Regions from separate parts of the Homo sapiens genome. Here region 2 is linked to region 1. Evidence: read pairs that join two places in POLR2A ChIA-PET (ENCODE). Cell type or tissue: PC-9. All regions are shown on one strand. Each heading gives the region's core, and the rest is flanking DNA. Links, peaks and the distances in the headings are about the cores only.

Region 1 (16,060 bases), core at 5,015-9,014:
TGGACTGTTTGTTACCTTTTTAAAGTTAAGAAGATGGATATGAAGGAAGGTTGACATAACTTGTCCAAGGTCTCACAGTTAGTGAGCAGCTGAGCAGAGACTCCCTGACCCAGGCAGTCTGGCCACAGGACACTCTCCCCACCGTGCTGTGCTGCTCTCCCTGGCCAGGGGTGTCAAGCTTGGGGACTGTGGGTCCCTGGGAGGTCCATGGCTGAGGTTCAGAAGGTTTATCACCCTGAAGTCATGTGAAAAATGTACACATTTCTCTGCAGGGCGAGTCCCGCATATCCCCAGGTGTTCTGTTACCACCTGCAAAAGGTAGACACGCCCGCCCGACCCCCCACTTGCTGTGCTCTGTTATAGTCCTCCTTGTCGCTGCACTCTGGGCCCCTAGAACTGGTGTCCCAGAAAGCCACCCTGCTTTAGGCCCCGCCGCAGCAGTGGGGCCCTCAAGCGGGTCTGAAGACGAGCAGGTGCACAGACCCCCAGCCGAGCCTCATCTCCACGCAAGCACACGTGGGCTCTTCATCCGGTTGCTTCTGTGGAGCAGTGTGGATTGTTAACACTAGGAATTAACTGTTGAATATGTGGTTTTTTCCTGTAACCAAATTGCTGTAACTGTACACTAACCTTGTGTGAGAAAAGTTTGTAGTCCTGCTAAAAGCTCCTCTGTCTCTGCCTATATAAATGAAACCCTAATGTCCCTACTTCAGAACACTGACTCCATTCCTTTGGAGTTGGTGTTTCCAGGTGGGCTATACTCAAGCATTACACATGAATAAACTCTCTTTAAGTTAAATAAATCAATTTACAAAATGTAATTTTTCGAGAACAGAAAATGCAAAAGATCAAAACTCTGTAAACAAAAAAAGGAGACCATGTTAAGCAGTGTGGAGCCCCTGCATTTCCCCAGTCCTGTTTCTTCACACGTGTAGGCATCCCCCACAGGTAACTGCTTTTCTTCAGATAAAAGCAAATAAGAACACTTCCCCTTTTACATGAAAACACTGCATGCTATATGGATTGTTTGCACCCTTGTGTTTTCACTGGATGATATGTATAGATACCTCTTTATCATTGCATAGAAAATAGAGTTGACATGTTTATTTCCATCCCAGACACTGTTGTAAGCATTTGACATATGAGCTACAGTAACTCACTGAGCTTTCTTCCAGTCCTGTGAGGGAGTTCTTTTATTATCCCCATTCTACAGATGAGGACTGTGGGACACAGAAAGGCCAAGTAACTTCCATAGGATCACACAGCAAGTTAGCAGAATGCATCTTCTTTCCTCTTAGATTATAAGTTCTTGGTGCACCAGGGCCATGATTTTAATGACACCAACCTCCATTTAGCATAGCACTTTGTCAAAAGTGGGTGCTTGGTGTCTGCTGAGTGAAGAGATGATCAGTTGGTCCCACAGGGTAGCCATCTTTCTGTGGAATGTTAGGCACGGGCATTTATGCTGAGCATCTAGCCTTTAGTCACCTGCTACTAGGAAGTTACCTCTTAGACGCACATTTTCATTATGGCTTATCAAGTCACTTATAGTTGGCAACAAAGATGTTACATGTGTCTAATTTGCTGACATATCTAGTCACTGGAAGTACCAGCCAGAATGAGGTCAGAAGAATGACTAATAAATATTTTCAGGATGGCAGGTTTCCCTTGAATAGGGCATGTTATTAAATTCAGAACTCTTATCTGTGTGACTTAAACATTTAGCTGTTTATTTTTAATCTACTGAAGAACTTTTCATGGGTTTTGTGAGCAGACACTTCAACAGGAAAGCATGAAATGTTCAGGGTTAAAGAAATTCTAGAGGGAAAATCTGCAGTTTGATGCCATCTCACCTCTAGAGGCCAGCCTAGATCAGCTCAGTTCTAGACATAAGGGCTGCAGGCAGGCCCCTGATCCAGCCATGGTTTTCAGGGGTTTCATGGATCTTCAGGGGTTTCAGTCTGAGCATCCTGCCCTGTTGGCCTGGAGCTCAGGGCTGGCACTCGGGGTTCCTATGAGAGGAGGTCTCCAAAGCACTGCGGGGGTGGGGTGGGGTGGGGTCCGGTGGACGTCTGGTTGCTCAGTGTTCTGTGATCGTTTCTGCAGGGGGTAAAGGAAGTGGTATCTTTGACGAATCAACCCCCGTGCAGACTCGACAGCACCTGAACCCACCTGGAGGGAAGACCAGCGACATTTTTGGGTCTCCGGTCACTGCCACTTCACGCTTGGCACACCCAAACAAACCCAAGGTATGGACTGCATTCAGACGTGACAGCGCAGCAGCGGGTATGCCAGGTGCTCTTTCCAAAAAGGCTCCAAGGCAGATGCGACATGTTTTTAGGGAGAATCATGGTGGGTGCCGTAGATTATCCTGGATGCAAGCATTAGTCATCGAGTTTGGAAGTTCCCCTGAGTCACCCAGGAAACAGTCCAGCCTTGTGCTGACTGAAGCCGTGGGGGAAGCTCTTCTGTGCTGGTGGCGGACGCCCACTGCAGACGGGCTGTGGCGGCTCCTCACTGCAGTGCTGCGGGGCGCGGAGAAGCGGTGGGGAGCGGAACGTGCCGCAGACGAGCTGGGCCCTTGTCCGTCTTCCACTCTTCCTGTTTCACCTTGCAGAGGAAAAGTGACAGTTCTTTTCTGATGGGCTTTTCCCCGCACAGTCAAGGTCCTCGGCTGGTTACCTGTGGAGATTGTCAGCACTTGACTGAAGCGTAGCTGACGCCTCTGACCCAGTAATGGCATCAGTAGGATAAGACAAGTGGCCTGGAAAGGAGAGGAATGCCTACACGATGCGACCTCGGGCATGGCCTTAGCAGGGATTGATCAGAGCTGCAGCCTCCCTGGGCTATGGTGGAGGGCTTGCCTAAGGCCAGTCTCGGCTTTCGTGAGGACCAGAGCCTGCACTACCCTAGCTTGGACATTTGTTTGAATGGTGGCAGAACATTTCTAGGGTTTACTGCAGCCACCGTTCATCAGTAAGAAAGACCAGGATTTATTACTAACATAATTAGCGATATTTTTTCATCTATTCACTTTTCTACCTTTTTTGTGGTTAAAAGATATGGTCTGGTTCCTTAAAGTGGAAAATTCTTAACCATTTCTGGAGTTACTTAACGCCTAGAAAACTGCTGCATGTTTATTGGTTTATATGCTGGAAGATGGCCCATTGCAGAATTAAAATGGAAATGTAGACAGAAAGGAGAGGACATGAGTGGATGAGGGCATTGATCGCGGCCAGCCTGGTTTGGATTGCCCTACATCTCTCTTGTGCTGGCATCTCTGCAGCGACATCTCTTTCCAGTGTATAGAGTCTTATATAGGACCTGTTAGACTCTGCTGAGGTTTGGTCGTGTTTTTTCGTTTTATTTTGTTTTTTCTTTGAAATAGAGTCTCATTCTGTTGCCCAGGCTGGAGTGCAGTGGCACGATCTCAACTCACTGCAGCCACTATCTCCTGGGTTCAAGCAATTCTGCCTCAGCGTCCCGAGTAGCCAGTGTTACATGCATGCACCACCACGTCCGGCTAATTTTTGTATTTTTAGAAGAGACAGGGTTTCACCATGTTGGCCAGGCTGGTCTTGAACTCCTGTCCTCCAGTGATCCACCCGCTTCAGCCTCCCAAAGTGCTGGGATTACAAATGTGAGCCACTGTGCCCTGCCATGCTGTCTGAGTTATTTTCAAGAGAGCATCTATTTGGGAAGTATCTTTGGGGGCTTTACTACAAGGTGAACTTTGGCAAGACCAGAAATGTCCCAAAAGTCAGCAATTCCTCTACTACGTAAAGCACTCGAATTAGCCGGACACGAGAGCAAGGTGCTTCCTGCTGAGACTCACACTTTCCAGTGAACGTAGATCAGGTAGAGGACTGTAGGACATCAGTACAACTGGGCATAGAACAAGTGGAAACAGAGTAGAGCTTTCTTTGATTTTCTAATAAAGTTCTTTTGGTCCAGGACCATTGGACATCGCTAGCATCACCAGAGAAATGACTAATTCCAGGTCAGGGTCAGGGAATATACAAAATAAGCGTAGAATATCTCGTAATGCCAGAAAATGAGGAAGCCCTTACAGGCTGCTAGGGTGGTGTCAGAGGACTTGGGGAACAAGGTGAAGAGCAGCCATGGGGCCAGAGATGGGACCATTTGATTATCAAAAAGTGAAATAATTGCAGTGGATTTAAATTCACCAACTGTTCAGAATTCCCGGCTTCCTATTGATACTAAAAGTAATGTAATTTACGACCTTGGGAGAATGCTGGAGGACCGGCTCGTCACTGCGAAAGCGGGCAGATGACAGAAGGGGGCATTTAGCCAGCATTTCCTGCATGAAGTGTGTGTTAGGATAGCAGCTGTTGAAAGAAAGTTCCCTTTTATAAAAGTTTCTGGGATGTAAGTGAAGAAGGAATAAAGGAATTAGAATATCACTGTTTTATAAACTTGTACTGAAATCGTGGATCTGAGAAAATGTTCATCAGTGGCCGTTAACATCACAAAATGAGAGAGAACCAACACTTATGGGCCTGGGAATGGAAATCCACCATGGGCCCCCATTGACGCTGTTTCGTCAAAAAAATCAAGCTCAAATCAGACCAAGCCACATATTAATTAACACCACAGAGCTGCGCTCAGAACAATGGCTTACATAGGAAACAACATGACGAGAATAGAGGGAGGTCCTGAGGATTAAAGAGAGACAAGAATGTAGCCCTATAAGAGTCCTAATGGTGTTTTATTCTGTAATGGGAAAAAAGTCCTATAATTCATATGGAATTTCATGGTACCCCAAGTATCCAAAAATAATAATAATTGAAAAAGATGTTGGAGCTCTTACTTCCTGCTCTCAAATCTTACTGCAAAGCAACGGTAATCCAAACAGCATGGCACTGGCATGAAGACAGACACACTGACCAGTGGAGTCAAGTTGAGAACTGAGAAATAAAGCCTTCCAAAGGGCTTTTTTTTTTTTCACAAGGGTGCCAAGATCATCCAGTGGGGAAAGAACAGTCTCTTTAGCAAATGGCATTGGTACAATTGCATATGCACATGCAGAAGGATAAAAGCTTACTCTTTCTTACACCATACACAAGAATGAACTCAAAATGGATCGAAGACCTAAAGTTAAGGGCAAAAACTATAAAATTCTTAGAAGAAAATATAGGGACAAATCTTCATGACCCTGGATTTGGCAATGGAGGTTTAGATATGACACCAAAAACAGAGGCAACAAAATTAAAAATAAATTGGGCCGTGCATGGTGTCTCACACTTGTAATCCCAGTACTTTGGAAGGCCAAGGTGGGAGAATCACTTGAGCCCAGGAGTTCCAGACCAGCCTGGACAACATAGAGAGACCTCAACTCTAAAAAAACTTTTTTTTAACTAGCTGGGGGCTGGGTACAGTGGCTCATGCCTGTAATCCCAGCACCTTGGGAGGCCGAGGCAGGCGGATCACCTGAGGCCGGGAGTTCGAGACCAGCCTGACCAACATGGAGAAACCCCGTCTCTACTAAAAGTATAAAATTAGCCGGGCCTGGTGGCACATGCTTGTAATCTCAGCTACTCGGGAGGCTGAGGCAGGAGAATCGCTTGAACCCAGGAGGTGGAGGTTGCAGTGAGCTGAGATCGTGCTATTGCACTCCAGCCTGGGCAACAAGAGCGAAACTCCGTCCCAAAAAAAAAAAAAAAAATCAGTTGCGTATGGTTGCGTGCACCTGTGGTCCTAGTTACCTGGGAGGCTGAGGTGGGAAGATTGCTTGAGCCCAGTTGTTCAAGGCTGCAGAGAGCAGTGATTTTGCCATTTGCACTCCAGCCTGGGTGACAGAATGAGATCCTGTCTCAAAAAAATTATAAAAAGCCTAGGCATAGTGGCTCATGCCTATAACCCCAGCACTTTGGGAGGCTGAAGCAGGCAGATTGCTTGAGCCTAGGATTTTGAGACCAGCCTGGGCAGCATGACAAAACCCCTTCTCCACAAAAATACAAAAAATTACCCGGGCATGGTGGTGCACACCTGTGGTCCCAGCTGTTCAGGAGGCTGAGTTGGGAGGATCACTTGAGCCCAGGAGGCAGAGGTTGCAGTGAGCTAAGATCATGCAACTGCACTCCAGCATGGGCAACAAGCAAGACTGTCTGAAAAAATAAGTAAATAAATAGGTCTTCATTAAAGTTATAAACTTCTGTGCATCAAAGGACACTATAAAGAATGAAAACAGGCCAGGCACAGTGGCTAACACCTGTAATCCCATCACTTTGGGAGGCCGAGGTGGGCAGATCACCTGAGGTCAAGAGTTCGAGACCAGCCTAGCCAACATGGTGAAACCCCATGTCTACTAAAAATACGAAAACTAGCCGGGCATGATGGTGGATGCCTGTAATCCCAGGTACTCGGAAGACTGAGGCAGAAGAATCAACTGAACCTGGGAGGCTGAGGTTGCAATGAGTTGAGACTGCGCCATTGCACTCCAACCTGAGTGACAGAATGAGACTCTGTCTCAAAAAAACAAAAAACAAACAAAAAAGCCTGGGCACAGTGGCTCACACCTGTAATCCCAGCAATTTGGGAGGCTGAGGCAGGCGGATCACGAGGTCAGATCAAGACCATCCTGGCTAACATGGTGAAACCCCGTCTCTACTAAAAATACAAAAAAAGTAGCTGGGCGCCTGTACTCCCAGCTACTCTGGAGGCTGAGGCAAGAGAATTGCTTGAACCCAGAAGGCAAAGGGCGCAGTGAGCCGAGATTGCGCCACTGCACTCCAGCCTGGGCAACAGAGTGAGACTCCGTGTCAAAAAAAAAAAAAAGTGAAAAGATAACTCGCAGAATGGGAGGAAATATTTGCAAATCATTTCTGATAAGGAGTTACTATCCAGAATACATAAAGAATGCCTACAACTCAACAACGAAATAACAAACCCAATTCAAAAATGGTAGTGGACTTGAATATACATTTCTCCAAAGAAGAGATACAAGCAGCCAAAAACCACCCGAAAAGATGGTCAGTGTTATTAATAACTGGGGACATGCACATCAGAAACCCGTGAGATGCCAGTGCATGCCTGTTCGGATGGTGTGATGTAAAAATGGAAAATACGAGTTGGTGAGGATGCAGAGAAACTGGAGCCCTCGTGCATTGCTAGTGGGATTGGAAGATGGTGCAGTGGCTGTGGATACTGCCAGTTCCTCAGAGTTAAACAGGATTACCATATGACCGAATAATTCCACTCTTAAGTACGTACTCACAAGATTTGAAAACAAGGAGTCAAACACTAGATCCTTGCACCAGGATTATTCACAGTAGCCCAAGGGCGGGAATGACTCATTTGTCCATCAACAGATGAATGGGTAAACAACATGTGGTCTGTCCATACAATGGAATATTACTCAGCCATAGAAAGGAATGGAGCATTGACACACGCTACAGCATGGATGAAATTATTATGGATGAAATATTACAGCATGGATGAAATATTATGCCAGTATTTAAAAATTTGACTTTGAGGCTGGGCACAGTGGCTCACGCCTATAATCCCAGCACTTTGGGAGGCTGAGGCACGCAGATCACTTGAGTCCAGGAGTTTGAGATGAGCTGGGCAACGTGGCAAAACCCTGTCTCTACAAAAAATAGAAAAATTAGCCAGGTGTGGTGGCTCACGCCTGTAGTCCCCACTACTCGGGAGGCTGAGATGTGAGGATCGCTTCAGCCCAGGAGGCAGAGGCTGCAGTGAGCCAAGATCATGCCACCGCACTCTAGCCTGAATGACTGAACAAGACTCTTGTCTCCAAAAAAAAAAAAAAAATTGACTTTGATATTTAAGGAATCATTAATATTCGCAGTTTTGAGGGTGCTACTGTTATTTTTTAAAGGATGTTTTAAGAGCTACATCTTGAAATATGTATGGATAAATGAAATATCAGGTTTGTTTCAGAATAGTCTGTAGAGGATTGGGGGGGTCCTGAGGTCAGATATACAAGCATTTTTGTAAATTAAAAGGTTATATGGTCCTGATTTTCATTGTCCATTTGAATGAGGGTAAAATTTTCTGAGTGAGTCCTGATTTGGTGGTTTGCCTTGTTGCAGGATCATGTTTTCTTATGTGAAGGAGAAGAACCAAAATCGGATCTTAAAGGTGAGCTTTTGTTTTCTTTCCCTTCTCCTGAGTGGCCTCATTATTTCTGGAAGAGTTGCTAGTCTCTCCTCTGGGAATGAAAAGGAGTCTTTCTTTGCACCTTCTGGGCCACCTGATTAAAACGAGCTCAGGTGTATCCACTGCAAGAGGATTCAGCATTTGAAGAAGGCTAGGGTGAAACCCTGGGACTTGGTTGTCTTGCTCATCAGCCTAGGCCCAGGGCCATGGGGTCGTCTCCTAGAAGCTCATCTGTGTAGTGATGGGCAGGGATCCCAAACCTTCAGTGAACTCATGACCAAGCATAGAGCTGGCAGAACTAATCGAGAAGAGAGGGGCACAAGAGAGGGATGGAGGATGGGGAGGCGGGTGTCTCCATGGTGAGTCACCCCGGGGGAGTGAGCCACTGCTCAGGTTGAGCGGCAGACTTCGACTCTCCCCACGGCTCTTTAGCCTGACCATGGGCATCGGTTTCTGCCTTTGGGTCTCCATTTCCCTTAACTAATGACCAAGATTTGTGGGATTTCATTCACCTTTGAAAAGCCCAGGGTAACAGCAACAGAGCCTGCCTTTGCCTTGCTAAGCCCTCACCTAGGATGCATTCCCTCGCCGCCTCATGGTCACTCTCAGGGGCTTGCTTTCTATACTTGAGATGGAAGAAATGGGAGTGGTGTCTAACAAGCAATATAAAGAAACAATTCACTTAGGAAGAAATCAAGGAGTATTTACAGTAGCAAGCCCCAACTTTATGCCCATTTCAAAACTGCATCTGCTAATTACAGTGAGTTGTTTTGGTACCAGATGAAAAGCCTGTCTATATTGTCTTCTCTTTCCCAGTTACAGCATGAATTTCTTGCAGGTTGCTCTATGACACACTTTTTATTTCCACAGCCTGCCTGTCAGGGTCATGGGTTGCCTCTAATGGGATGTTGTTCTAACTTTGTGTCCCACAGCTGCAAGGAGCATCCCGGCTGGAGCAGAGCCAGGTGAGAAAGGCAGCGCCAGAAAAGCAGGCCCCGCCAAGGAGCAGGAGCCCATGCCCACAGTCGACAGCCATGAGCCCCGGCTGGGGCCGCGGCCTCGCTCTCACAACAAGGTCCTGAACCCACCGGGAGGCAAATCCAGCATCTCCTTCTACTAAGAGAAGCCACTGCTCCACCCGGAGCCAGACCAGAAACTCAAGAGATAGGGTAGCCATGTTTTCATTTCCTTTTGCCCAAATGAGCGGGGTGGGAAGAGGGTTAGTCTTATGTGAGCCTGGCTGCTCAGCGTCTCCTGGCCGTCATGACAGCTGCTTGGAGACCCGTGCCTTCCAGATGGCTGGGAGATGCCTCTGTGGGGATGAAATGGGGCACCCCTGGCCATCACTCATGTGTAGTCCAGGTTTGAGAGGAACTGGAAGGGGGGTGAGGGTGGGGAGGTGGGGCAGGGCATGGTCCTTGGATCAACAGCCCGCCAGCTGATTGGATGTCTAGGAATGACTGAAAGAAACCAAAACAGCCTGTCCACTGCTGCTGTGGGATGGAGGAGGCGTAAGCAGAAACACTAACAGTATATTGACCTCTTAGCAGAACCGCTTCCATTCTGGAGATCACGGCTGCTAAATCCAGCATCCCCACTTCATTTTACCCCCAGCATATTGTTCTGTAGTCTTTTCTTGAAACATCTTGATTGCTTTTCCTCGGCAGCTTTCAAAAAACCAAATAATAATAGTTATCCGTCTTCTACTTCATGGAAGATTGTTTTGGTGCCCTGACCCTCTGAAGTGCCCAGTTCCTGCCATCTGAAACCTCGGCCTGATCTGATCTCATGTTGGAATCTGCCTGTCTTTCACACAGGGCTGGTCTTGGTCCTTTACATGCCAGTTTTGCTTGTGAATTCTTGCTTTTTTCCTCTCATCAGCCTTAAGTTTAGGCGTTTGTTGTTCTCCAGTGATGTAGACAGTTCCCTTCACAAGTCACAGTTCTTCCCATAAATGAGGCCCGCTGACCTCTGCGGGACTTTAAAAATCTATTCAGATATTTCCGAGTAAGTGGCTTGTTTAAATTCTTCCTGTGTCTTTCTTTATTCCTTAATTGGTTGGTGGAAAGAAGAGATGCTTGGGAACCTTGGGTTCTTAGGTTTGGATTCTTTAATAATATCTAAAAAGCTAAATTTTAAATACCAGCTTTACATAAATGATTGTTGACTCTGGTCTGTTTCTGACACCTTTCCAGAAAAAAGTCAATTGTTCAGGTACACCAAAGAGGAAGAAGAGCTGTGGAGGCCACCCTCTACAAAGCTTTATAGAACTTCTGGATCTAACTCACAAACAAGCTTCCAGAAGAGACTAGAGACCTTAGGCCAGGAGATGAAGGAGTTCAGTAGCAAAGTCACACCTGTCCAATTCCCTGAGCTTTGCTCACTCAGCTAATGGGATGGCAAAGGTGGTGGTGCTTTCATCTTCAGGCAGAAGCCTCTGCCCATCCCCCTCAAGGGCTGCAGGCCCAGTTCTCATGCTGCCCTTGGGTGGGCATCTGTTAACAGAGGAGAACGTCTGGGTGGCGGCAGCAGCTTTGCTCTGAGTGCCTACAAAGCTAATGCTTGGTGCTAGAAACATCATCATTATTAAACTTCAGAAAAGCAGCAGCCATGTTCAGTCAGGCTCATGCTGCCTCACTGCTTAAGTGCCTGCAGGAGCCGCCTGCCAAGCTCCCCTTCCTACACCTGGCACACTGGGGTCTGCACAAGGCTTTGTCAACCAAAGACAGCTTCCCCCTTTTGATTGCCTGTAGACTTTGGAGCCAAGAAACACTCTGTGTGACTCTACACACACTTCAGGTGGTTTGTGCTTCAAAGTCATTGATGCAACTTGAAAGGAAACAGTTTAATGGTGGAAATGAACTACCATTTATAACTTCTGTTTTTTTATTGAGAAAATGATTCACGAATTCCAAATCAGATTGCCAGGAAGAAATAGGACGTGACGGTACTGGGCCCTGTGATTCTCCCAGCCCTTGCAGTCCGCTAGGTGAGAGGAAAAGCTCTTTACTTCCGCCCCTGGCAGGGACTTCTGGGTTATGGGAGAAACCAGAGATGGGAATGAGGAAAATATGAACTACAGCAGAAGCCCCTGGGCAGCTGTGATGGAGCCCCTGACATTACTCTTCTTGCATCTGTCCTGCCTTCTTTCCCTCTGCGAGGCAGTGGGGTGGGATTCAGAGTGCTTAGTCTGCTCACTGGGAGAAGAAGAGTTCCTGCGCATGCAAGCCCTGCTGTGTGGCTGTCGTTTACATTTGGGAGGTGTCCTGTATGTCTGTACGTTGGGGACTGCCTGTATTTGGAAGATTTAAAAACCTAGCATCCTGTTCTCACCCTCTAAGCTGCATTGAGAAATGACTCGTCTCTGTATTTGTATTAAGCCTTAACACTTTTCTTAAGTGCATTCGGTGCCAACATTTTTTAGAGCTGTACCAAAACAAAAAGCCTGTACTCACATCACAATGTCATTTTGATAGGAGCGTTTTGTTATTTTTACAAGGCAGAATGGGGTGTAACAGTTGAATTAAACTTAGCAATCACGTGCTCAGAGCTTTTGCCTGTCAGTTGTGTGTGTCCCTTATAGTCCCTTCCCCCACAGCTCTTGCTGAAAGAGTTTGCCTTGTTTTGTTTTGTTGTTTTGTATTTAGCCAGAGGATGCCAAAATTAGTCTTCTCAAAGCTTTGAGTAGAGTAAGTGTGGGAATAAGCCAGTTTTTTTTTTTCTGTTTCTGTAACTTAAATGAACGGGTTTTTTTCCCTTGTATGCCACTTGTCCTAACATGTCCTTAAGGTGTTTAACCTGCCTCTGACCTGGCTTGCAATGCATAGGTGAGGAGAAGCAGAGAGCTTGTCATATGCAAGTCCTGTCAAGAAAACAGGTGGGCATGGTGGCTCAGGTCTGTAGTCTTTGGGTCTTTGGGAGGCCAGGGTGGGAGGATCACTTGAGCTCAGGAGTTTGAGACCAGCCTAGACAACATACTACGACCCTGTCTATACAAAAAAAAACTTCTCTAAATTAGCCGGATGTGGTGGTGCATGCCTGTAGTCCCAGCTACTCGGGAGGCTGAGTGAGGCAGGAGGATCACTTGAGACCAGGAGGTTGTGGCTGTAGTGAGTGATGATCATGCCACTGCACTTCAGCCTGGACCACAGAGCAAGACCCTGTGTAAAAAAATAAAATAAAAAACAGATTGGATGTCTTTCTTCTGATGTATTAGCTATTTTCATATGTTTTCTAACATACTTAATATCCTTACAGGCATTATGTGGATTCAGGGTAAACTTCTCAGACTGTGAGCCTGAGAGTTCCTCTCTAGGAGGCTCCACACCATTCTGCCTGCTAGATCGGGGCCAGATGAGATGAAAGTCAACGCTTGAGAAAGAAAACCAACATGCATTAACTGAAACACCGTCTTCACTTGTTCATCCACAGGGTATAGAGCGAGTTCCAAGAACCAGGCTAGGAAATGACACGCTAAGTTTCCTATTTCTAGCAGCTGCCAAGGCCACCAGCAAGCATGGGAACCTCTGGGAGTCACAGCTCCTCCGTCTCCAGAGGCCTGGCAGTGGCCAAGTCTAGAAGGACGCGGGTGCCACCTGGTACAGGGTGAGGGTGTGAATAACAGACCCCGAAGGGTTGCCACCTCGAGCCCCGTGCCTTGTCCAGGAATACACAGGCTCTTTTGATGTCAGGTAACTTTGCCATATGATCTTTGTGGTGTACCTGGTAGGTCACACCCTGTGAGTGTGTAGATGCCTCCTCCCGTGCTGGCTGCTTAATTTCTTCTGCACTCATAATCCTGACCATCTTGAAGATCATCACTGAAATACTCCTGTGTAATGTGTGGCTACAAAGTGCTATCTAAAGATGCTCTCTCAAACTCAGCTCATGAAGATGAGAGGAACATCACAGGGAACTGTGTGGCTTCTTAGCAGGCATCAGGGCAGATACTTAGAAATTAAAGTTGAATTTTAGAAACTTACATTTTATATTTTAATGCCCATCTTACATTTTAAGGTATTTTAGTGAGAAAAAGTTGCATCCCAAATAGTATTTCTGAATCTGAAAGGAAGTCAACTCCTCTGTTACTAGAAGTTCGTTCTTCTTTTTTTTTAGACAGAGCCATTCTGTCACCCAGGCTGGAGTGCAGTGGCACAATCTGCTCACTGCAGCCTCAACCTCCCAGGCTCAAGTGATCCTCCCACCTCAGCCTCCCAAGTAGCTGGGACTGCAGGCATGCACCACCACGCCTGGCTGATTTTTTTTTTTTTTTGGTAGAGTCTGGGTTTCACTATGTTGCCCGGGCTGGTCTCAAGCTTCTGGATTCAAGCGATCCTCCCTCCTTGGCCTCCCAAAGTGCTGGGATTACTGGTGTAAGCCACTATGCCCAGCTGTAAGCAGTTCTAATTCAGCACCAACTTTCAGGAGAAGACCAGTTGTATGATTCCATAAGTGTCAAGAATTATCCAGCACCTTGTTAAAATTTCATTTTAACCAACTTAAAGTAACAAATCTGTGCAATCATGGTAGTGATAATTAATCAATTGAGTTGATGGCCAAGTCTGTTGGCCTCTCCCTGTGGTAGCATTGTTCCTACTGTAGTGTGCTACCTCAGGAATTCAAAGGGCTCAAGTTTCTCAAAGGTATAAAGCAGAAGCTTTAAACATCCCCCAAAATGCAAGCTTGCTCTAACTTGTTCACCAGGAAGAATTATAGATTACATCTGTTTGCCCAGCCTTATCATTTTCACTTTATGGAACCTCACAACTCTCCGTAACCTTTATCGCACGTTATTTGCTGGAGATGGCGCCATGCTCCTTTCATGGATTAGCTGACATTCCTAATAGGCTGGATATTTTAGGCTGTTTTGCAGGCTTAGAAACAGAGATTTGGGGCCAGGCACGGTGGCTCATGCCTGTAATCCCAACACTGGGAGGCTGAGGTGGGTGGATCACCTGAGGTCAGGAGTTTGAGACCGGCCTGACCAGTATGGTGAAACCCCCATCTCTACTAAAAATTACAAAAATTAGCCAGGCGTGGTAGCACATGCCTGTAGTCCCAGCTACTCGGGAGGCTGAGGCAGGAGAATGGCTTGAACACGGGGGGCGGAAGTAACAGTGAGCTGAGATGGTGCCACTGCACTCCAGCCTGGGCCACAGACTGAGACTCCATCTCAGGAAAAAAAAAAAAAGAAAAGAAAAGAAATGGAGATTTGGCAAAATTAAGTCACTTGGGATCCCAGGAAATTGGAATCTGAGGCTGAATGAAACCTCTTAGTGGGATGGTTGAACATGTATACGGCAAATTATGTTGCAAGTGGAAAATGTGAAAAACACAATAGAGCCTGGCATGGTGGCTCACACCTGTCATCTAAGCACTTTGGGAGGCCAAGGGGGAGGATCGCTTGAGGCCAGGAGTTCAAGACCAGCCAGAGTAACAGTGAGACCTCTGTCTCTACAAAAATGTTTTTAAAATTGGCCAAGCAGTGGTGGCTTACACCTGTAGACCCAACTACTTAGGAGGCTGAGGTGGGATCACTTGAGCCTAAGAGTTCAAGTGAGCCCTGATCATGCCAGTGCCTCCAGCCTGAGCAACAGGGTGAGACCCTGCCTCTAAAAACTGAACAACAAAAAAAATCAGTAGGGTGTCAGCTACGGGAGTTACTGTTTCGGTGCAATCAGATTAGGATGAGAGGATCTGAACTGATGAGCATTGCAGTAGGTGAAAGACGGTAAGTGGCCATTTCTATTAGCATTAAATAGTCACTGATGTGGTTTCATCAGGATTCACAATACATGTGTGGCTCCCAAATTGAGTTTCAAAGTCTTGGGTTCATGGTGTCCCCTGCCCAGCAAAATAAAGTGCAAATCTTACGGAGCAACACATTTTAAGTTCAGGCCTCAAGTACTTCCAGAGACAAAAGTCCTGGGGACACTGGCTCAGAATGGGGGAAAGGGGACCCTGGGCCAAGAGTCAACCAGGATGACATGCAGAATCAGACCTGCAAGGGCTGCAGATACTGTAGTTATGAGGCACACCCAACGCTTAAAGATAAATATGTGGTTGGAAGTATAAGAGCCTATTAAAACTGCTAGAATATAAGAAATCAAATAGGACAAAAACAGAATCATTGGCAGGGTGCAGTGGCTCACGCCTGTAATCCCAGCACTTTGGGACGCCGAGGGAGGCGGGTGGATCACTTGAGGTCAGCAGTTCAAGACCAGCCTGGCCAACATGGTGAAACCCCGTCTCTACTAAAAATACAAAAAAATGAGCCGGGCGTTAATAGCGCGTGTCTGTAGTCCCAGCTACTCAGGAGGCTGAGGCAGGAGAATCGCTTGGACCCAGGAGGCGAAGGTTGCAGTGAGCCGAGATCGCGCCATCACACTCCAGCCTGGGCGACAAGAGCGAAACACCGTCTCAAAAAAAAAAAAATCGGTGCAATTAATAACCCAGTGGATGGGTTAAACAGATTGCACGTAGCTGAAAAGTAACCGAAAATCTGGACTGGCGCGGTGGCTCACGCCTGTCATCCCAGCACTCTGGGAGGTCGAGGCGGGCGGATCACTTGAGATCAGAAATTTGAGACCAGCCTGGCCAACATGGCGAAACCCCGTCTCTACTAAAAATACAAAATTAGCTGGTCTGTAATCCCAGCTACTCCGGAGGCTGAGGGAGAAGAATCACTTGAACCCAGAAGGCGGAGCTTGCAGTGAGCCAGGATCGCGCCACCGCACTCCAGCCTGGGCGACAGAGCAAGACTCCATCTCAAAAAAAAAAAAAAAAAAGAAAATCTGAAGCAGTCAGTGCAGTAGGGAGAAGTGGGCGAAAGGAAGGAGGCCACGCTGCTGGGTTTCAGGATGAGATGGGCGTTGAGGGTGCATTCACAGAATCCCGGGAGGAGCCAGCTGAGCGGGGA
Region 2 (16,060 bases), core at 6,189-10,188, 51 kb before region 1:
GAAAATCGCAGACACAGCACCGTGTTCTATACACTCTGCCCAGTGTCCCCTGTGGTTGACAGCTTGCATGACAAAGGTACAGGGAGGAGATCCAAGAAACCACGTGAGCCTGGTGTGGCTCTCACACCCAAGCCAGGCAGCGCCTCCTGTTCCCCTCTCTAAAGCCGCCTTCTCTTCTGTTTCTCAGTGTTCTCTCGAGGCCTGAAGAAGTCATCCCAGGAACTGTATGGCCTGATCTGCTATGGCGAGCTGCGCAAGAAGATTGGGGGCTGTGAGTACGCTGACTGTGGGGTTGCCCACGGCTCCTCCTGTCCTTTGTCACCTTTGGGCTTTAGTGCTCAGAGTTGTTTCTAGTTTCCCTCTAACTTTTATCTTGAAAAAATTTTACTAGAAGAGGTGAAGAATATGATGGCGGCCGTGCTCTTTAGCTTAGATGGACCTGTTGCTGACGTTGGCTACATTTGCTCTCTTTCTCCATGCACATGCACACATGCTCGCGTGCACACATGTGTTCACACACTCTGCATTCCACTCGACTGTAAGATGTCACGCCACAGCCCAGAATACCTCCACCGGCATCACCTCAGAGAACATTTCTCCTATATAGCCTTGATACCATGGTCGCACCTAGACTTTTAGCATTTACCAAACAGGTGTAGTGATCTTACCTAATTTCCTGCCCATATTCAGATTTTCTAAAACATCCCAAAATATCAGTCAGGGCTTCTGTCAAGGGCCGTTGCCCTGCATGTGACTGTGGAGTCTCCCTTGGGTGTCTTTGACTTAGAGCGGCCGCACTGCCTGGGCTTCTGAGACATTGCAACGCGCTCAGGCCTTCCTCACGCAGGCCCTTGCTTGGATTTGTTCCGATCGTCTCCTCGGGACCAGATTCCCTTGAGACATTTTTGACACGACCTCTAGGTAGGGACATTGTAGACTTACCAGGCGCTTGTGCCCAGCGCCCCTCAGCCCTGCTTCTTCTGCCTGACTTCATAAGAAGAGAGCATGCCTGGGCTGTCCAGTGGGCACTGTAGGGGATCCCCCCCTCTTCAGTGGGATACTGCACGACCACGCCAGCTAGCATGTCACAGCTCAGGGCGGGTGGTGGGGCTGAGAGGACAGATACGGAGCAGTCGCCCTGTCTGTGCCAGGCCTGCACCACACTCTGTCCCCTTGCTGCCCCTCCATGCCTTGCTGTGTCCTGCGGGGTGGCTGCTGCAATCTAGTGTGGCATTTGTGTGTGGGAGGCCCTGCCCTCCTGCACTTCCCCACTGGGTCTGTCCCCTGTGGGCCCAGCCACTCCTCTTACCTCCTCCAGCCTGCCTCTCCAGCCCGCACTCATGTCCGTGGGCCTCGTGTCCCAGCTCTTCATGCCTGTTCCTGCCGCCTCTCATCTGCCCTCTCTCAGCCTTGGGAAGCATCCCAGGCCCCAAGGAGTTTACGCCACAGCTCTCCCAGCTCTCATCTTCCCCAGATAAAGGAAAACCCCATCTTGACCATGTGTTCCCACTCCTTGTTGCCTGGTCCTTTTGCACCACTGCTTGTTCTGGTTTCCTCCCTAGAAGCTTCTGAGAGGTGGAGGGTGTCCAGGTTCTTGGCATTTCGAACAAAGAATTGTACAAAATGCACAAACAAAGCAAGGGAAGAATGAAGCAACAAAAGCAGAGATTTATTGAAAACCAAAGTACACTCCACAGGGTGGGAGTGGGCCCGGACGTAGGGGCTCAAGAGCCCTTTTACAGAAGTTTCCCCCTCTAGAGGGGGAAACCTCTAGAGGTTTCCCATTGGCTGCTTGGTGTACACCCTATGTAAATGAAGTAGTGGCCAGCAATCAGAGACTGAAGTGAGGTTACAAAGGTTACACTCTATGCAAGCATCTGATTGGTTGTGGAAAACAACCAATCAGAAGCTAAACTGGTTACAAAGTTACACTTCTTTGCAAAGGAAGACTTGGCCCCAGTCTTGGGGAAGACTTTTTAGACTTTTTCAAACCTAGCAGAAGCAACCAGTCAGGCTGAAGTGAAGTTCCAAAGTTGTACTCCTATGTAAATGTCCGATTGCTTTCTGCTTTCTGCAACCAATCAGAGATACTTTCAATTTCCCATCTGCCATGAAGAAAGAAGGGGAGGGGGCGTTGCAAAGGGAATAGCGTGTCTGGTCCGTTTGTTACTTAGGTGTGGAAAGTTGGGGTTTTCCTTTTGATTTAGTTCTAGGAAGTCAGCGTGAATTGGCCTTAGGTTCCCTACCTCTAGACCCTATTCTCCTGCCTCATGAGGATGCTCAAGTTTGATGAAAATAAATGACTTGATTGCTGAGTGAGGGGCACACTGCTCCCAGGCTTCCAACCCTTCATCCGGGAGCAGGAGAGGTGGGGCACGGTGACCCTGTGGCATGCCATGCCTGGCCGGTTTCCGCAACCGGTTCCTTTCTTGGTGCCTCGCCTGGCGACAAGAGCCCTTTCCGGTGCTTTTCATTCCTTCCTGAAGTTCCGTTTCCATCTGGCTTTGTTTCCTTTCTTTCTGAAAAACCTCCTGTATTTTTTTCCGTGCAGTTGTGCCGGCTGTGAATTCTTAGTTATTATTAATCTGAAAATTCTTTATTTCATCTTCATTCTTAAAAGATGTATTTGCCGGATAGAGAATTCTGATCTGACGGGTTCATTCTTTCATCACATTGACACCGTTGTCTGCTGCCTCTTGGCCTGTGCTGCTCTGATGAGAGGGGTCAGTGGTCATCTATGCCCTCATTCCTCCGTGCGAGGTGCATTGTCTGTCTGTGGCTGCTTTGACAATTTTGTCTTTGGTTTTGGTTTTCAGCCTGGTCGTTCGTTTGTGGAGTTTTTTTCCCTAAAACATGCAGAAGAATTCAAAGAATTTTACAGTGAACAGCCAAGTACCCAGCACCTAGTCTCTCCCGTTAACGTACTGTAGCTGCTTTCTTGCACATCTTGAAGATAGTGAAGAGTCCCGAGCAGGTCACAGGAAATGGGGCGTCTGCTCCAGGAAACTCAGAGGGTGTCGGAGTCTTCATTCTGTGGACCCTGGGTGCCTTGGGGGTTCCACACTGTGGGCCGGAAGGTCAACACCGGACACTGTCAGTACGAGCCCAGCAGGAAGTGTGCGTGGGCAGGTGTGGTGCCTGCAGGAAGCAGCTGTTGAGCCAGGCAGATAGGGATGAGTGGAAGGCCGGCGCTGGGGGACCTAGGAGGGAGCTCTTGGGAGGACAGATCAACTGGTCAGAGGCTGGGTAGTGGGCCTGCCTGAGGAGGGGGCCAGGCAGGGGCGTGCCAGGCTTTCAGGTGAGCGGGGGCGACCAGGGCAGCTGACTCGAAGGTGTGACTTTGAGGGAGGGGCTGCAGCTACTGTAGGGCTTTTATTCCAGAGGAACTTTAATATTCGGTAATGGGATTTGAGTCTATATTGAGCGGAATTGTATGGGAATCTTCAGTGGCTTTGCTCCTAACTACATTGTGGTCTCATTTATTTATTTTTTCCATTTAAAGGTATGGATGACAAGAATGCAACAAAGCTGAATGAACTCATTCAGGTTGGGTAAGTCCCAGTTTCCATGTGAAACATCACTTCTCTGGGTGTTTTGTGTTTATTCTCTAAAATACAGAAGCTGAAATGCTCTCAGTGAGGACCTTCCGAGTTAAAACTTCATAACCTCTCAGTTACGTGTTCAGTCCCAACAAAAGGTGCTTGGTCCAGGGAGCAGTGACTGCGCCCAGAGCCTGTGCCTGCCCCGGGGAGGGAAGGAAGTGCCGTCTTTGGCCTCCTCCTTCCCGAGGGTCTCTGGCTGGGCGTTGTGGTCTCGACGCAGCACTCAGGGCCCTGCTTTTTGTGCTCCTTTTCCTCCACCTTTGTGCCTGCTGTGGGGCTGGTCCCCGGCTTCTAGGGCCTCTCCTTTCCATTGCATTTTTGTCGTGTCCTGGGCCACTTCTGACAGCTTCCCTGCCTTCTTGTGCCCTGGATGCTTCTGTCTCCAACTGGCCGCTCTCCTCCCCTCACACACCTGACTCCCAGAGGGCACATGCTCTCCTGGCCACACAAACAACCGGGCCCCTGATGGTCCAGTTGACATCTGCCCAGTTGCTGCTGTTGGGCTGCACTTCAGGGCAGGGCCCCGCCACCCTACTCCACAGCCTGGGGGTTCCCTGCTTTACAGCTTGGGGAAGGTCCCCACGCCACAGCCTGGGGGGGTTCCCCACTCCGCAGCCTGGGGGTCTCCACTCCGCAGCCTGGGGGGTCCCCACTCTGGAGCCTGGGGGGGGGTCCCCGTTCCACAGCCTGGGGGTTCCCAGTGCACAGCCTGGTGGGGTTCTGTGCATGTACATTTCTCACCTGGTGTGGGTCCTCATGGGTAGCCATCCCATCTTACATCCATCCCGCCCACTGACCACACCAGAGCTATCCCGGCAGCCTGGCTGACTGCTCTCAGTTCACTGAACCACAGATATTGGGTCTGCACAACCAGCCCCGATCCTTGTGGGTATGCCACCCGCACCCAAGAGCCCTGCCCTTGCAGCCACTCCTGAACAGTCCTTACCCATCTCTCTTCCGTCCATAGCACTTCACCCTTGGACCTCTGGTTGCTTTTCCCCTTGGCCCTTCTCCCCCAGGCTTGTGTCTGATGACCTGGGAACCCTCCCTGCCCCAGTGGGAGCAGTGCCTGCTGGGCCAGCACAGGCCTTCCCTCCAGTCCCAGCACAGCAGGTGTTGGGCATGATTCCCAGGCTGTGTGTGAGCTGCCACCAGCCTGCAGCCAACGACTGTAACTGGGTGACCACAGCCACCAGAAAGTGCAGCCAGCTTGCCCCAACACTGGACAGACTTCCCAGAGTGGGTCTGGGGTACAGCCAGGGGCCGCCAGCCATAGGGAGGGTGTTCACCGCCTTGCCCAGGCGCCCCTCCCAGCTTCAGAGCCCTGCTTCCTTCCCACTCTTGCTCCTGCTCTACCTCCATCAGGCAGTATCTGGCTTATCCTGAGCAGCACTGGGCACATTGGAGGAACCGTCTTGAGAAGGCCCAAGATCCAAGGCTTGGTTGGTTTCTGATGTCAGCTGACCAGTAGGCAAGGGGCTGTCCCATGAGGGAAAACACTGCCGCAGGATCCATACTTGGGGCAAATCTTACTTCACCTTTTATTTCATTTCCTCCATGATTGATGGAATGAAGCCAGAGTTCCAGACTCTTTGCTGTATGCTTGAGGACGGTGCACAGAGTGGCCTGTCCGATGAGCGTTCCTTTTGCCAAAACACAGATGTGCTGCCCAGCGGGGGCGTGGTGGGCACCTGCAGCGCCATCCGCGGGAGAACTTATGTAAGAAATAGATTCCTTCTGACCACACGGGCACAGGGAGTTCCCAGGGACTGGAGACACTTGACAAACAAATGCAGGTAGTAGCTTTGTGGAGGTCTTGGGCCTTTAAAAAAAACCAAGGAAGGAGAAGGAAAGAAATGGTTACAAAGAGTATTCTAGGGACAACTCGGGGGGCTTTGATTATGGGCTGCGTGATAGAGTGTAGTCTCCCGAGTGATGACAGGGTTGTGGCTTGCAGGACTAGAGGTGCTGGCTAAAGTGTGCAGAGGGAAAGTGCCTTCTGGTATAAAGAACCCTCAGGTTGCCCAGGCGTAGTGGCTCACGCCTGAAATCCCAGCACTTTGGGAGGCCAAGGAGGGTGGATCACAAGGTCAAGAGTTCGAAACCAGCATGACCAACATGATGAAACCCCGTCTCTGCTAAAAATACAAAAATTAGCTGGGTGTGGTGGTGCATGCCTGTAATCCCAGCTACTTGGGAGGCTGAGGCAGGAGAATCGCTTGAACCCGAGAGGCGGAGGTTGCAGTGAACCAAGATCCCTCCACTGTGCTCCAGCCTGGGTGACAGAGGAAGACTTTGTCTAGGGGAAAGAAAAAAAAAAAAAACCCTCAGGTGGTTCTGCCGAGGGAAGGGCAAGAAGCAGGCATGGGCCTGGGCCATGTCTGTACTCAGTAGCATGTGTGCTAGCGCCCCTCCAGCCTCATCCTCCCGGGCAGCAGGTGCGTGGACAGCGGAATCGAAATGTGTCATGAGCTTATGCAGCACGCTTGGTGCCATTTACAGTCATGCCATCTGCCACTCTGAGAACCAAATGAAGAGGGAGCCTGGCATGGGTCCCCAGCTCCTCCAGGCCGCGTGTTGGGCATGTTGGCCAGAAGGCGGCATGGCTGAATGTCGGCTGTCATCCTCTGCTGTGCTCCTGCAGTGGAGGGGCTCTGAGATGACTGACTGTGGGCCTAGGCGGTGGGCCTGTCAGCAGGATGGCAAGATTGATTGTCCTTTTTCTTAAGGAAGCTAGTGTTGAGGTAGCTCACCTGGCTACCAGCTTGTCTGGAAAAGACTGGGCAGGTGGCAAAAGAAAAGGTGAGCTCAGGTGTGGGCGCTGATGGGGAATTTGCCCGTGTAGCCAAGGATTTTGGCAAATGGCAGGTGAAGGCAGTGCTGACTCCTGGACCGAGTGCTGGGTGAGGCCGCAGCGAGAGTGGGAGCCTGCGCTAAGGGACTTGGCCGTTCTCACCTGACTCTCTGGGCCCCAGCCTCACCTGTCGTATTGTCATCCTCCAGAGAGGTGTGAGACACGGAGAAAAGGTTTGGAACAGCATGGTACCAGCAAGGAAAGATTTCTGTCTGCACCCATGGAGAGATCTGAGGCAGAACGGCTGCTGAATAGTGTGTTCATTGGTTCTGGAAATGTCTGGGTGCCTGTGTGTGCCTGGCACAGGAATGGGTGCTCGTTATGCAGTGGTGACAGCTGTGGTGTGGCAGCTGATGCATGTCCATTGAACAGGTCACCTTAGCATGTGGTGTAGACATGTACAGTAACTGGGGATGAAAGTTACTGTGAAACTGACGTGGCAGGTGGGTGCAGACATGGCAACTGGCAGGAAGGGAACCTGCCTGGGGCGTTTAGGGAAGCGATCAGGGGCCACACAAAGAGTTGGGGAATCACCTGGCCCAGGGAAAGGAAGGTGGGAAGGAGGAACTGGGTCATGGAAGCCTCAGGAGGGGAGGGGAGAGGAAGAGTGCAGAGCTGAGGCTGGAGGGCTGGGCCAGGCCCAGCTCTGAGCACAGGAGGGTTTGCAGCAGGAGAGCCCCTCGTTCTGGGTAAAACTGTGCCTCTCGTTCCCTGTGGAGAAGAGATGGGGACGCTGTTGGAGGTGGTGTGGTGTGGTGTGTACATTCTTTTTCTTTCTTTCCTTTTTTAAATAGAGGCGGGGTTTCGCCATGTTGCCCAGGCTGATCTCAAACTCCTGGGCTCAAGTGATCCTCCCGTCTTGGCCTCCCAAAGCACTGATATTACAGGCATGATCCTTCACACCTGACCCATTTTTTGCTTTAATATTTTTACTTTTGTTCTTTTTTTTTTGCTTTTTGTCATAGTTATAGAAGTTTGTTTTAAAACATTTTAGTTTTTAGAGCAGTTTTAAGTTGACAGAAAAACTGTGTACAGAGCTACGCCCCTCCCCTGCCCCACACGATTTCCCCCATTATTAACACTTCGTTGGTTTATTTTCTTTTGTTTTGTTTGAGATGGAGTCTTGCTCTGTTGCCCAGGCTGGAGTGCACTGGCGCGATCTTGGCTCACTGCAACCTCTGTCTCCCAGGTTTAAGCGATTCTCGTGCCTCAGCTTCCCGACTAGCTGGGATTACAGGCGCCCACCACCACGCCCGGCTAATTTTTTATATTTTTAGTACAGACGGAGTTTCACCATGTTGGCCAGGCTGGTCTTGAACTCTCGACCTCAGGTTATCCTCCCACCTTGGCCTCCCAAAGTGCTGGGATTACAGGTATAATTAACACTTTGCATTCGCGTGGTCCTTTTATCACAACTCATGAGGTTTCCTTGACCCTTCTTCATCACTCAGAGTCCATAGTTTACTTACAGGCCCACTCAGCGTTGTGCCTTCTGTGGTTTTGGACAGATGGGTAATGACATGTGCCCACCCTTCTGGCATCACACGGGGGCAGTTCACTGCCCTGAACACCCTGTGCTCTGCCTGTCACTTCGTAGTGCCCCCAGAAGCCACTGGTCTCACTCTCTCTAGCTTCACCCCAGCAGCCTCTAGTCTCCCGCTCTCTCTAGCTGCACCTTTCCCGGAGTGTCGTCGTCACATTGGAATCATCCTGGGCTTAGTTTTGTAGATTGGCCTCTTCACTTACAGTTCTAGAAGTTTTCACAAATTTGTAGAGTTGTGTAGCTGCCACCACTGTCAAGATATGGAACGCTGCCAGCAACCCCCAAGTCCCCTTCTGTCCCTCCCCCACACCTTGCCCCAAGCACCCTTTGCGCCACTCTCCGTTCCCTGTAATTTTGCCTTTTCCAGAAAGCCATCTAAAGGGAATCGTGGTGTGCAGCCTTCTGAGATGGGCGTCCCCACTCAGCAGTATGCCCTCGAGGCTCTTCCGTGTTGACTTGTGGATCTGCAGCTTATACTTTCACCTGCTGAGTCATGTTCCACAGTGTTGACATGCTGCACTGTGTTATCCCTTCCAAGTGGAGGGACCCAGGGCTATTTGCAGTGTTTTAGTGTTGATGAAGAAGTGCCCAGGCTTTGCCTCCAGGTTTTTGTGTGAGCGTGGTTTTCGGTCCCCAGGAGGAGGAGGAGGTGGGAGTGTGTGTTTGGCTTTACATGGAGCTGCCAGACTCTTCCAAGAGAGTTGCAGTTGCTTCCCACACTCCCCAGCACTCAGCGTGTTCGGGGTGTTTGTCTTTCTAAAGTCACCCTAGTAGGTGTGGAGTGGCATCATGCTGTGGTTTTGATGCGTTTCCCTGATGACTCATGACACCGAGTGTCTTTCTCGTGCTTATTTGCTGTGTGTCTTTGGTGAAGTACCTGTTTTCTTCTTCTTGAGTTTAGAGAATTCTTTGTATATTGTAGACACAAGTCTTCTGTTGGATACTCCATCTGCAAATACTTTCTCCTAGACTGTGGCCTGTCTTTTTGTTCACTTACTGTCCTGCACAGAGTGAAAGTCCTTCGCTTTGATGAAGTCAAGTCTGTCACTGTTTTCTTCTATGGTTTATGCTTTTAATATGACATCTAAGAACTCTTTGCCTAACCCAAGGTCACAGAGATGTGCCCCTGTGTTTTCTTCTAGAAGTTTTCTAGTTTTACATTTAAATCCATGATCTGCTTTGAATTAACTTTTGTGTACCATGTGAAGTTTAGGAGGAGCTTTGCTTTTTGTCTGTGGGTGTCAAGCTGTGCCATCTGAAAGGACTGTCTCTCCTCCATTGAGTGGCCTTTGCATCCTTGTCAAACATCAGTTGACTGTACCGTGTGGTTCCATTCTGGACCTTCTGTTCTGTCAACTTTTGTGACCGTTCTTTGACCAGCAGACATTCGTATTTACAAACAAACAGGAAACCTGTCAAGGTGAGAGATTGGGAAAATGACTGAGGTGCCTGTGGGAGGCTACCCCTGGATTTCAGCCCAAAAGCGATTGGGGTATTTGACTTGCTGTCGCCTCTACCTCTCATGCAGACCTGTTTCAATTAACTGTGAATCTTCTTTGGTTTTAGAATTGTAAAATTAAATTAAAGACTAAATGAATTGAGTAAAGCTCTAAACTAAAGTGAAAGCTTACTACGTGGTTCGCAGACCCAGAGGCCTAAGTTTATCACGTGCTTATTAGATTTATCAAGTGGTTTTGCAGAGAAGAGAATAAATGTATCCGAAACGAAAGCCAGGCTCCCATGTACATAGAGGGATTACTCTGTTTTCGATTCAGAAATGCTGTTCTGTTCTGCAATGATATTTCTATTCTGAAATGCTATTCACCTAGGCGTGGTGGCTCACGTTTGTAATCCCAGCACTTTGGGAGGCCGAGGCGGGTGGATCACTTGAGGCCAGGAGTTCGAGACCAGCCTGGCCAACATGGTGAAATCCCGTCTGTATTAAAAATACAAAATTAGCCGGGTGTATGTTGGTGTATGCCTGTAGTCCCACCTACTCGGGAGGCTGGGGCATGAGAATCGCCTAAGGCCCTGGATTGGGAGGCAGAGGTTTTAGTGAGCTGAGATGGCACCACTGCACTCCAGCCTGGGCGACAGAGTGAGACTCTGCCTTAAAAAAAAAAAAAAAAAAAAAAAAAGCTACTCATGGAGGGGTGTAAATAGAGCCTCTGTTTGAGGGCTCACTTAGAGGTCAGCTTGTGATTCTTCTCTTATAGCCCTGTGCCGGGCCTATCTGGGAAGTCTTAGCCTGTCTTACAGCTTCCAGGCTGGTGCGAGGATGGGGAGGTATGGACCCACGTCCCGGAACTGTGACCAGGCCTAAGCGTCACCCTGGCTTTCGCACTTGAACATGGCTTTTCATCGTGTTCAGTGTCGCAGCCTCAAGTCGGTCGCAGAACTTCCATTTGAGAGAAAAAGACGGAGGACTGTAACCTCAGAATGGTTCCATATGAATGCAGAAGGGTGCACTTAGTTTGATTGAAGGAAAAAAAAAAAGGAAGTCACAAAATAGCAGTTTAACGGAAAATGTGATTATTGAAAACACAGGTGCCACATGACACAGCTCCGCCAGCTGTTTAAATCTTGCCTACTACTGTTGTTTTGGGGCAGATGGAATAAAAAATGGTGAGTGGAAACGTCCATTTGTTTCCAGAGCACTTCATTGGAGGAGATTATTTTAGAATTGACTTGAGCCGGGTACAGTGGCTCACGCCTGTAATCCCAGCACTTTGGGAGGCCGCGGCTGGCGAATCATTTGAGGTTAGGAGTTCCAGCCTGGCCAACATGGAGAAACCCCGTCTCTACTAAAAATACAAAAAATTAGCCAGGGGTGGTGGTGGGCGCCTGTAGTCCCAGCTACTTGGGAGGCTGCGGCAGGAGGATCACTTGAGCCCAGGAGGTGGAGCTTGCAGTGAGCCGAGATTGCACCGCTGCACTCCAGGCTGGGCAACACAATGAGACTCTGTCTCAAAAAAAAAAAAAAAGAATTGACTCCATGCTTAATGACTGCTTTTGACCAATGTTTCCCCTGGTTCCTTCTGCTGCCGCCCTACTCTGACATCATTAATGTTCATAAAACTGCTGTGGCACTTAGATCTGTGTATTTCAGCTGGGTTAAGGTGGTTTAAGAATTTTGTCTCAGGCCGGGCGCGGTGGCTCACGCCTGTAATCCCAACACTTTGGGAGGCCGAGGCGGGCGGATCACGAGGTCAGGAGATCGAGACCATCCTGGCTAACGTGGTGAAACCCTGTCTCCACTAAAAATACAAAAAAATTAGCTGGGCGTGGTGGCAGGCGCCTGTAGTCCCAGCTACTTGGGATGCTGAGGTAGGAGAATGGTGTGAACCCGGCAGGCGGAGCTTGCAGTGAGCTGAGATCATGCCACTGCAGTCCAGCCTGGGCAATAGAGCAAGACTCCATCTAAAAAAAAAAAAAAGAAGTTTGTCTCAGTACAACATGTTGTTCTCTGGGGACTCATCCTCTCTAAATTATCCCTCAAGACAGAAAATCTGTACAGACAGAAAGGGGGTGAGGGCATGGAAGTTTTTTTTCTACCGTCTTGACTCTTTGGTCAGGCTTTCCAAGGCTCAGCTCTGTCCTTTGGTATCCTGTGTTTGATTCCCAGCACTGAAGGCACTCAGTCAGTAGTTGGGTGGGTGGACAGACGGACACGTGAGTGGATGGATGGATGGACACATGAGTGGGTGGGTAGAGGCATGGTCAATGGATAGATAGAAGAGTAGCTGCCATGCATGAGGGATTGTTGAGCTTTCCATAGCTACTGAAACCCAGCTGCTGCTCCTGCCTTTCTGCCAATTGGGACCTCACTGTTTGGCCTTATTTATTTCTATTTTTATTTTTTTATTTTTTTTGAGACGGAGTCTCACTCTGTTGCTCAGGCTGGAGTGAAGTGGTGCCATCTCAGCTCACTGCAAGCTCCGCCTCCTGGGTTCACACCATTCTCCTGCCTCAGCCTCCCGAGTAGCTGGGCCTACAGGCACCCACCACCACGCCTGGCTAATTTTTTATATTTTTAGTAGAGACGGGGTTTCACCGTGTTAACCAGGATGGTCTCGAGCTCCTGACCTCGTGATCTGCCTGCCTCGGCCTCCCAAAGAGCTGAGCCTACAACAGTAGGCATGAGCCACTATTTTTTTTTTTTTTTTTTTTTTTTTGAGATGGAGTTTCACTCTTGTTGCCCAGGCTGGAGTGCAGTGGCGCAATCTCAGCTCACTACAACCTCTGCCTCCTGGGTTCGAGTGATTCTCCTGTCTCAGTCTCCCGAGTAGCTGGGAGTACAGGTGCATGCCACCATGCCCGGCTAATTTTTGTATTTTTTGTAGAGACAGGGTTTCGTCATATTGGTCAGGCTGGTCTCGAACTCCTGACCTCAGCTGATCTGCCCACCTTGGCCTCCCAAAGTGCTGGGATGACAGGCGTGAGCCACCGTGCCCGGCTTGTTTGGCCCTAAACACTTGATTAAAGCCTTAGGTTTTTGGGGTGATGGTAAAATCTTTGTGGGGTATTGAGACTGCATAATGCTGAAATTAGAGCTAGGACCCTTTTAAAAGGATGGGGATTGCAGCTTTGTTTACTGGGATGTGGAGATTGTGGTGTCACCCTTTTTGCCTGTCTGAGGTTGCCAGAACTGGCTGTCTCCATTAGACGCCCTCAGCAGAGGCTGCTTTTCAGCCAAACTGCGGGAGTCATCTGGAGAGTCCCTCCCACGCAGCACTCGCTTCAGACTCTTGTTCACATTTTGATCTCTAATTTTGGTCAGCATTGTATTGGAATAAGATTTTTTAAAAACTATACAAGTAATGCATAAATATAAGTCTTAAGCAATTTTCAAACAATACACAGATAAAATATAAGACCCTCTTCACCACCCCATCCTGCTCATCTCATCGAAGCTAACCACTTACAGTCATTTCATGTGTGTCTTTCTGAATTTTTTTCTTAGTGAATTTACATAAGTAAGTGTACAGGTACAAATATAGATACATATAGAGATGAAGATGTAATTTTTTACGCATCCTTAGAATCACGCTCTGTTCTGTAGCTTTTTTCATAGACTGTTTCTTAGAAATTGAATAGCAACAGCAAATATAGAAGCAGCAACTCTCCTACCTGACGTGTGCAACTGGGAGTTGGTGAATTCCTAAAATTGGTTAAGGCAGAAAGCCGTAAAAACAAGATACACATGCCCTGAGCATTTTGTAAAACACAAGCCCATTGTCGTTCACCAGCCAGTGGGCCGCTGCCCAGAGCCATGTCTTGACTGGGGTCCACTCCTTGGAATTCAAGTTGGTTTTTCTCTCAGATCAGAAACTCCTCACAGGGAGGTCACATAGAGGTGGACTGAGAAGTCACAGAGGTAGACTGAGCTCACACAGAGGTCATGGAGAGGTGGATTGAGGTCACACAGAGGTCACGGAGAAGTGGACTGAGAGGTCACAGAGAGGAGGACTCAGAGGCCACAGGTCATGGAAAGGTAGATTGAGGTCACAGAGGTCACGAAAAGGTGGACTGAGGTCACGGAGAGGTGGACTGAGGTCACACAGGTCACAAAAAGGTGGACTCAGAGGTCACAGAGTTGGACAGGTTACACAGAGGTCACACGGTGGACTGAGATCACGGAGAGCTGGACTGAGGTCACACACAGGTTATGGAGAGGTCGACTGAGAGGTCACACAGAGGTCATCTAGGGGTGGATTTAGGTCACGCACAGGTCACGGAAAGGTGGACTGAGAGGTCACGGAGAGGTGGACTGAGGTCACAGAGGTCACCTAGAGGTGAATTGTCACACAGAGGTCATGTTGAGGTGGACTGAGGTCACACACAGGTCATCTAGAGGTGGATTGAGGTCACACACAGGTCATCTAGAGGTGGACTGAGGTCACACAGGTCATTTAGAGGTGGATTGAGGTCACACAGTTCACGGAGAGGTGGGCTGAGGTCACACAGAGGTCATGGGGAGGTGGACTGAGAGGTCACCTAGAGGTGGATTGAAGTCACACAGAGGTAACCTAGAGGTGGACTGAGAGGTCACGGAGAGGTGGACTGAGGTCACACAGAGGTCACCTAGAGGTGGATTGAGGTCACACAGAGGTCATAGAGAGGTGGACTGAGGTCACACAGGTCACAGAGAGGTGGACTGAGAGGTCACACAGAGGTCACAGAAAGGTGGATTGAGGTCACACAGAGGTCACAGAAAGGTGGACTGAGGTCACACAGGTCATCTAGAGATGGATTGAGGTCACATGGAGGTCACGGGGAGGTGAACTGAGGTCACAGAGAGGTCACGTAGAAGTGGATTGAGGTCACACAGAGGTCATGGGGAGGTGGACTGAGGTCACAGGTCATGTAGAGCTGGATTTAGGTCACACAGAGGTCACAGGGAGGTGGACTGAGAGGTCACGGAGAGGTAGACTGAGAGGTCATGGGGAGGAGGACTGAGAGCTTCTGCTCTGAGGGCCCAAAGTGGGAGGACTGCACAGAGCTGGGGCAGTGGAGAGAGGGGTGGCCATCTGAGGGGACCCCAGGATAGTGGCTTTTCCAGGGATGGGACATCAGCTTGTGCCAGGCCAGTCACCAAGGCAGGAGGGCACAGCACATTTTCTGTAAACAGCAGGTGTCCCTTGGAGTGTGAGGTGTGGTCAGGAAAGTAGCAGGATGTGCAGAGTCACCACTTCTTGTTTGTCACTGTGTCCTCCCACTGTCCTACGCGGGCTCGAGAGGCTGGGGTGGATGCTTGGCCAGGCCCCACCTGGCCTGGCTCAGCGCCTCTCCGTGTGCTGGCCCTTCCGTCCTTCTGTTCACTCACAGGCCTCAGCGTTCCTTCAAAACTCTTTTCCCAGGGCCACCACTGTACGTTACAAAGGGCGGAACCTGCGGATCAAAGCGCCCATGTGCCGGGCCCTGAAGAAGCTGTGCGATCCAGATGGTAAGTGAATGGGGCGCTCCCGGGACCAGAGGCGGTGCCCATGGTGTCCCATTCAATGATGGGCAGGCTGAGCTACCGGGTTGCTGCCACAGTTGCTTTGTGTCTGACCCTGCTTAATCCCAGGGCTGCACATGGACCACTCTTGAACTTGAAATGCTCCCTACGACCACTCAGTCAAGTTGAGCTCAGAGCCATGGCAGCAGTCAGCAGAGTGGTCGGAGGTTGTCAGGATCGAGTCTCCTATGGCCTCTCTGGACCAGTCTGTGGCCTTTGCAAACCCCTGAGCAGCTACATTGGAGTTTCTTCTTCGCTGGGGTTTCTCTGCTCTCCTTGCCTCTGTTTGCAAGGCCATCTGCTCACAGCTGATTTCACTGGTTTTTCTGGCCCAGCCCTTGGTTTTCTACCTTAAGGTTGGGCTGCACTAAACTTTCATGGTTCTTCTGCATTGCAGGCTTGAGTGATGAAGAGGACCAGAAGCCAGTGCGCCTGCCTCTGAAAGTCCCTATAGAGCTACAGCCGCGGAACAACCACGCCTGGGCCCGTGTGCAGAGCCTTGCCCAGAACCCACGCCTCAGGTAACATGGCCCTTGGCACGCAGAGGGGTCCCAACTGCTTGAGCAGGACTGGAAGCAACGTGTGTGAGTTTCCCTCAAGGAACTTCCAGGAGAAGCAGGTCCACCCCTATGCTCTGTCATCACACGAGGACGCAGCAGTGTGGAGGCGACTGGAGTCCAGGGAGCACTGGGCTGCAGTCCTGTATCTGGGCAGGGATCGCCCAACCTGTGTTCAGGCCGTGGAGGGGATGTCGCGGTGAGAAGAGGAGCTGCAGAGCCTTCCTTTCGTCCCCCACTAAGGCCCATACAGTTCCTCTCCCACCCGCTTCTTGGAGACTCGTGGCTCGCATATGCACAAGGCGCCATCGTGGAAATGGACCCTTTTTCATTTGTACATTTTAAAAAATGAGGTGACCGGGTGCAGAGGCTCACGCCTATAATCCCAGCGCTTTGGGAGGCCAGGGCGGGTGGATCACGAGGTCAGGAGATCGAGACCTTTCTGGCTAACGCCGTGAAACCCCATCTCTACTAAAAATACAAAAAAAAAAGGTGGCAGGCGCC

What was found. Peaks named below come from ENCODE experiments on the same cell type or tissue, not always from the same donor. Only the 100,000 strongest peaks of a DNase experiment are listed, where the experiment ranks them.
Region 2: POLR2A ChIA-PET joins it to region 1 with 5 read pairs; 5 of 35 experiments call an interaction of 5 or more read pairs at or near these places.

What each region holds. Positions count from the first base shown.
Region 1 is chr16:1,689,737-1,705,796 of GRCh38, forward strand. It overlaps JPT2 (Jupiter microtubule associated homolog 2), which reads left to right. Exons shown (of 5, transcript NM_144570.3): 3 at 2,107-2,249; 4 at 8,076-8,124; 5 at 9,075-12,350. The coding sequence ends at 9,262. Among named protein-coding and RNA genes, the nearest start is that of MAPK8IP3, 8.4 kb to the right of the region's middle. RefSeq lists enhancers at 86-782, 2,352-2,646, 15,790-16,060 and a silencer at 15,012-15,306. In PC-9, for the core only: no CTCF peak of the experiment used is centred there; a DNase peak (open chromatin) is centred at 7,305.
Region 2 is chr16:1,637,637-1,653,696 of GRCh38, forward strand. CRAMP1 (cramped chromatin regulator 1) reads left to right here. Exons shown (of 21, transcript NM_020825.4): 5 at 188-271; 6 at 3,503-3,551; 7 at 14,860-14,945; 8 at 15,397-15,520. Among named protein-coding and RNA genes, the nearest start is that of JPT2, 33 kb to the right of the region's middle. RefSeq lists silencers at 8,412-8,631, 13,653-13,827. In PC-9, for the core only: no CTCF peak of the experiment used is centred there; a DNase peak (open chromatin) is centred at 8,488; H3K27ac peaks cover 1,523 bases.